Regions from separate parts of the Homo sapiens genome. Here region 2 is linked to region 1. A link is an interaction called in ENCODE POLR2A ChIA-PET data of the cell type or tissue named here. Cell type or tissue: A673. All regions are shown on one strand. Links, peaks and the distances in the headings refer to the core of each region. The heading gives the core; the rest is flanking DNA. Region 1 overlaps CDH13 (cadherin 13). Region 2 overlaps CDH13 (cadherin 13).

Region 1 (2,918 bases), core at 297-2,796:
GGTAAGAGAATTCCTAAGTGATTTCTTCCTTTCTAAACCTCTTCCCAACAGATTGATTCTTCATTTACCTCCTGGGTTCTGTTTCCTGTCAACTCTTCAACACCTAAGTACCAGAACTATGCTAGAGTGCTGATGATATTAAAAGTAAGCTACAATTCCTGATTCTAGGAGCTCTATATATTTTAATTTTCTCAGCTTTTGTGAGTTTTTTTTCCCTAGAAAGATTTTCCTCAATCTGGTTTGATTTCTGAGCTATGGAGGAAAAAAAAAAAACAGCTTGTGATTTTTCAAACCTTAACAAGAGCTCAAGTTCTGCCTAAAAAGGTGACCCTTTGGGTGACATCCCCTATAGTCTTTAGACATGGTGCTATGCAGTTTTTTCTTTGCTAACAGTTTTATTGCGCTATGATTCACATACCAAAAAATTCATCAATTTAAATTGTACATATGAATGGATTCCAGTACATTCACAGAGTTGTGCAACCACCACCACAATCAATTTTAGAATTTTTTTAACACCTCGAACAGAAGCCCCACCCCCAGGAGCAGCCACTCCCCATTCTTCACCCACTCCCGGCCCCTGGCAACCACTAATTGGCTTTCTGTCCCCGGAGATCTCCCTGTTCTGGACATTTCATAGAAATGGAATTGCGCAATATATGGCCATTTCTGTCTGACTTTTTTCACTGAACATCGTGTTTTCACGGTTCATCCACACTGTAGCGTGGATCAGTACTTCAGTCCTTTGTGTGGCTGAAAGCATTCCGTCATGTGGATGGACCATGTTTTGTTTCTCCATTTATCAGTTGATGGACCTGGAACTGTTTCCACTTAGTGGCTATGGGGAATAATGCTGCTGTGAATGTTCACATCTGCAAGTTTTGGGAGGACTTATGCCTTCATTCTCTTCGGTTTACACCTAGGAGTGGAGCTGCTGGGTCATATGGGGACTCCAGGCTGCAGGCGCTGGGGATTCAAGTCATTTGTTAACCCATATGTAGCCCTTGGGTTGCTCCTTTCAAATACAAGAGACCGTGGCCTGTCAGCTTCCCAGAGCCCAGCCTCCAGCTCCTGAGTGAGGAAAGGCAATATTTGAGAATGAGGGCTTGCTTTGTGAATGGCATGAGGGGCCAGTAAAGAGGGGGTACAATGAGAGCCTTGTCTCTTTCAAAACCTTTGGCTAAACCACGAGGACCCTCCTTCTTCCCAATTTCCATGGGGTGTTGCTGAAGTTAATGGAGAAACTACACAGACCCCTGCAGCCCATGGAGAATCCCACCCCCAGCATGGCACTCACAGCCGTCTCTAACTGGAGAAAGCACATGTCTAATCTCCAGAGCTGTAGGGAGATTGACACACTTGGTTAGGCTCGTGATGCTAACACCACAGCACAAACAAGGACAAGAGAAACCTTCTGCTTTCATTACAAGGGATTTGTATAAATTCATACACGGAATTGACTTACAGCTTCTAATTTGCATTTAAATTCCAAATGTCTTAGTCAGAAGAAACTGCTCTAAATCCATTCTCTGTGTTTGCACCACTGATTCCCATTTCAAATAGACCCCTTGGGCCCGACTGTAATTCCCATGAGCACGTCGCATATTCCTTCCAGAGGTGGCTGATGGAGTTTCTGAGTCCCAGAGGGAGAATAAATGGATGAGAATCGTTCCCTTGGGAATCAGGCTCAATGAGATAAGGAGGATTAAAAAGCATTCTCTGTCCCTCCTGGGCTCTCATCACAGGGTGGAGTAACATAATGAAAATCTGCGTGAGGAGAGACGCACTCCAGTGGCACTCTGTCACATTAAAAAAGACCTATGGGATGGGTGTGGTGGCTCACGCCTGTAATTCCAGCACTTTGGGAGGCTGAAGCAGGCAGATCACCTGAGGTCAGGAGTCTGAGACCAGCTGGCCAGCATGGTGAAACCCTGTCTCTACTAAAAATACAAAAATTAGCCAGGCATGGTAGTGGGCGCCTGTAATCCCAGCTACTTGGGAGGCTGAGGCAGGAGAATTTCTTGAACCTGGGAGGCAGAGGTTGTAGTGAGCCAAGATTGTGCTACTGCACTCCAGCCTGGGTGACAGAGCAAGATTCCATCTCAAAAAAAAAAAAAAAAAAAAAAAAAGAGGAAAATAAAAGACCAATGAGGAAAGTGATTCATGTTGAAAGCCACAGGAAGCTGCATCTTGTTATCTTTGTGACTTTTGGCAGGTCATTTAACCTCTCCGTGTCTCCATTTTCTCATCTGCAAAATGGGAATAATTAATAATAATAATACCTACCCTTACAGGATTATGATGGATTAAATAATTTATAAAATGCTTACATGAATGCCCAGCACATAAGCAATAAAATGCACATTGTTATAATGAAAATGGATAAATAAAATACATAAAGAAACGATGTTTGTTGCACTGAACATCATTTTAAGGAATTTCATGAGCAAAGAAATACACGTTGTTCTTTTGGGAACTTTTTGTTACAGTACCCTAGTCTCTCACTACCTAATATTCCTACCAATAGAAAGTCCCCTTGTTATCTAAACTACTTAGAGCTAGGGGTCTCTTATAACCAGAAGTGTTCTGATCAACTATTTTTATTTTATTATTTTTTGAGACAGGCTCTTGCTTTGTTGCCCAGGCTGGAATACACTTGCGTGATGATGGCTCACTGCAGCCTTGACCTCCCGGGCTCAATGGAGCCTTCTGCCTCAGCCCCCAGAGTAGCTGGGACTGCAGGCATGTGACACCACACTATATATATATTTAAATTTTTAAAATATATTTTATATATTTAAAATTTTTATAGAGACAGGGTCTCACTATGTTGCCCAGGCTGGTCTTGAACTCCTGGCCTTAGGCAATCCTCCAGCCTCAGCCGCCTAAAATGTTAAGATAACAGGCATTAGCCACCG
Region 2 (2,918 bases), core at 263-2,762, 87 kb before region 1:
AGTGTGAATCCCCGGCTTAAAACCCACCAATGACTTCCCATGGGGTATAGAATAAAATCCAAACTCTTAACCATGGTCTCTAAGGTCCTAGAGGATCCATCTGGACCTGCCTGACTTTCTACCTGCATTTTCTACCTCTTTCCTCAGCCTCCCTAAGTTACAGACTCGCTGGCCTTCCTTTCATTCCTTGAAATTAGTAAATTATTTCTGGTCTCAACACATTTCTACTTGCCTCATCGGATAAGTCTTAGATTTTCTCATGTGTGTCTTGTGCTTTGTAGGATCTCAGCTCCAACACCAAGGCCTCTGTGTTCCCTAGAGAAGCCACTCTGGATGGTCTCTCTGAAGTCTGCCTCCTTCCCTGGCCAGCTCTACAACTTAGAATGTGAGCTCCAAGGGGCAGTGACCTCATCTATCTTACTTAACCCTTCATACATAGAATCTAGAAGAGTGGCCCGCACACACTGAGTGGGTAGGTACTCAGTTGTTGAATGCATGCATGAGGGAATGAATGAGAGTAGAAACCTTCTTTAACATGCATTGGTTGACCCATGTGCTGGGTGACCCAGAATTCTAAAGTGCTCATTCATCCCTCCCCCATAGGCAGGTCTCTCAAAAGAGCCACCTGTCTCTCTTGTCCCAGCCAAACTCCCACTTCTATGCTGCTCCAGACATTCCCATCCCTTTAGTTGCCTTGGATCTGATACATGCTGTCAAAGGGGGCTTAGTTAGGTGGGTTTGTGTGCTGGGGGTCCCGAAGACCACTCCCAGGTTCAGTGATTTGCCAGGAAGGCCCACAGAACACAGCATATTGTCATATTCAATGGTTAAAACTTATCACAGGGAAAATACGCAGGGAAAACAGCACAGAAAAAAGGCACATGGGGCAACATCCTGGGGAAACCAGGTACCAGCTTGCAGGAGTCTGCTCCCAGTGGGGTCACACCGGACGTGCTTAATTCCAGGAGCAAGTTGTGACAACATATGTGAAATGTTCTCCATCAGGGAAGCTCACCGAAGACTCAACATTCAGGGTTTTTTTTGGGGGGCTGGTCACGTAGACACCCTCCACATGGCATTAGCAAAATTCTTGACTCCCAGGGGGAAAACAGATATTCAGCATAAACCACATTTGTTCGCGCAAGCAGTTTAGGTGCAGTGAGTCACTCTTATCAGCTAAGAGAGTGGGAGCCCTCCCCACATCCAAGATTCTACATACCAGCTGAGGCCAACCTTGTAGGCAGGTCTTTCTAGGAACAGCAGTCTCAGGCCTGTTGTGTGAGCTCTTTTTTGCATAGTCCATGATCAGGACAAGGAAATGGTGAATAAGAACAAATTCTACTTATCTTTAGAAATCACTAAATTCCTATTTCTCCTAAACCCCCCCTTTTTGTTTTCAGACGGAGTCTCCCTTTGTTGCCAAGGCTGGAGTGCAGTGGTGCAATCTGGGCTCACCGCAACCTCCGCCTCCTGGGTTCAAGCGATTCTCCTGCCTTAGGCTCCCAAGTAGCTGAGATTACAGGCATGTGCAACCATGCCCGGCTAATTTTTGTATGTTTAGTAGTGATGGGGTTTCACTATGTTGGCCAGGCTGGTCTCAGACTCCTGACCTTGTGATCCACCTGCCTTGGCCTCCCAAAGTGCTGGGATTACAGGCTTGAGCCACCACACCTGGCCCAAAACCCTTTTAATTCTAGAGACTACATATTGAAACCCCCAAGGAAGCTGGAATCACAAGAAAACATGCTCTTGTAGGCACAGTGGTAGGGGGTGGCTCCAACTCCACTCGCATTTACCCAAGGAAATGCTAGTTTGGTCCTCTGTGTTAATTGCAGAAAATTCAGACAATACGGAGGAGAAAAAAGAAAAAAATTAAAATCACCCTAATCCACTTCCAGAGATAAGCACTATTAACATTTTTGCCTAGAGGCTTCCAGCCTATGTATCGATGTATACATAAACACACACGTTTTTAATGTGACGTACTGTTCACTCGCTCATTTGGAATAAACATTTGCTGGGTGTCTGTTTCATGCCAGGCACCGCGCTTGGTGTTGGGAAGACAGCAGTGTATTCCCTCCAGTTTTTGGAACTTACACTCCAGCAGGGAGACAGGATATAAATTAGTAATTACACAAATGGTTATTTAATTACTCTCGTGACAAGGGCCATGCCAGCAGGCTCCCTCACATCGTAAATCATGCATTGTGAGTGTTTTCCTATTTTTCAGCATTAACTTTCTGCTGTTGTGTCTACAACTGGAAGCGCACATTCATTGATCACTGAGGAGGTGGCGTACGATGTATGTATTCATATACATTACTGTCTGCCATTGCCTCATCAACCTGGGAGGTAGATATTACCACCTTATTTTACACATGAGAAAACAAAGACTCAGAGTGGTCTAGGAGCTTGCCTGAGTCATGCAGCTTTCCAGCAGCAGAAGTGTGGTTCCAATGTGGATCTCTGCCTCCCAAGCATAGCTTGATTTTTGTTTGCCTTGTGAATAGCCCACGAGGGTTGGGCATTTGTTTGTGCCACTGGTTCTCCAATTTGGGTGTGTATCAGAATGATCAGGGCTGTTGATGATATGATGGGACCTTTCCATTTTTAACATGTTTTCCAGGTGGCTCTGATTCACCAAAGTTTGAGAACCACCATTCTGAGAATAATGATTTAAACTCTGAGGTGGAAACCAGGTCTATGTCCCACAGCTGGGCTTTCCTTAGTGGGGAATAACTCAGGAACATAGGACTGGAATTTACAGGATGGCAATATTTCCCAAAAAAAAAAGAACCCTATTACATAGATATAAAGCTTTCTTAAAATTATATTTCTGCTTATAAAAATCATACACATTTGAGAAAGGTTTAAAATCACACAGCACATGTGTGTGAATTTAATATCTTCATCACTAT

Evidence for each region. ChIA-PET counts read pairs that join two places held together with the same protein. Peaks named below come from ENCODE experiments on the same cell type or tissue, not always from the same donor. Only the 100,000 strongest peaks of a DNase experiment are listed, where the experiment ranks them.
Region 2: POLR2A ChIA-PET joins it to region 1 with 14 read pairs; 2 of 35 experiments call an interaction of 5 or more read pairs at or near these places.

The regions. Positions count from the first base shown.
Region 1 is chr16:83,650,800-83,653,717 of GRCh38, reverse strand. The region is part of intron 8 of CDH13 (cadherin 13); the gene reads right to left. Among named protein-coding and RNA genes, the nearest start is that of CEDORA, 120 kb to the left of the region's middle. In A673, for the core only: no CTCF peak of the experiment used is centred there; a DNase peak (open chromatin) is centred at 1,617.
Region 2 is chr16:83,737,385-83,740,302 of GRCh38, reverse strand. The region is part of intron 10 of CDH13 (cadherin 13); the gene reads right to left. All of the region lies in intron 1 of CEDORA (CDH13 antisense oligodendrocyte and neuron associated lncRNA), which reads left to right. Among named protein-coding and RNA genes, the nearest start is that of CEDORA, 34 kb to the left of the region's middle. In A673, for the core only: no CTCF peak of the experiment used is centred there; no DNase peak of the experiment used is centred there; H3K27me3 peaks cover 561 bases.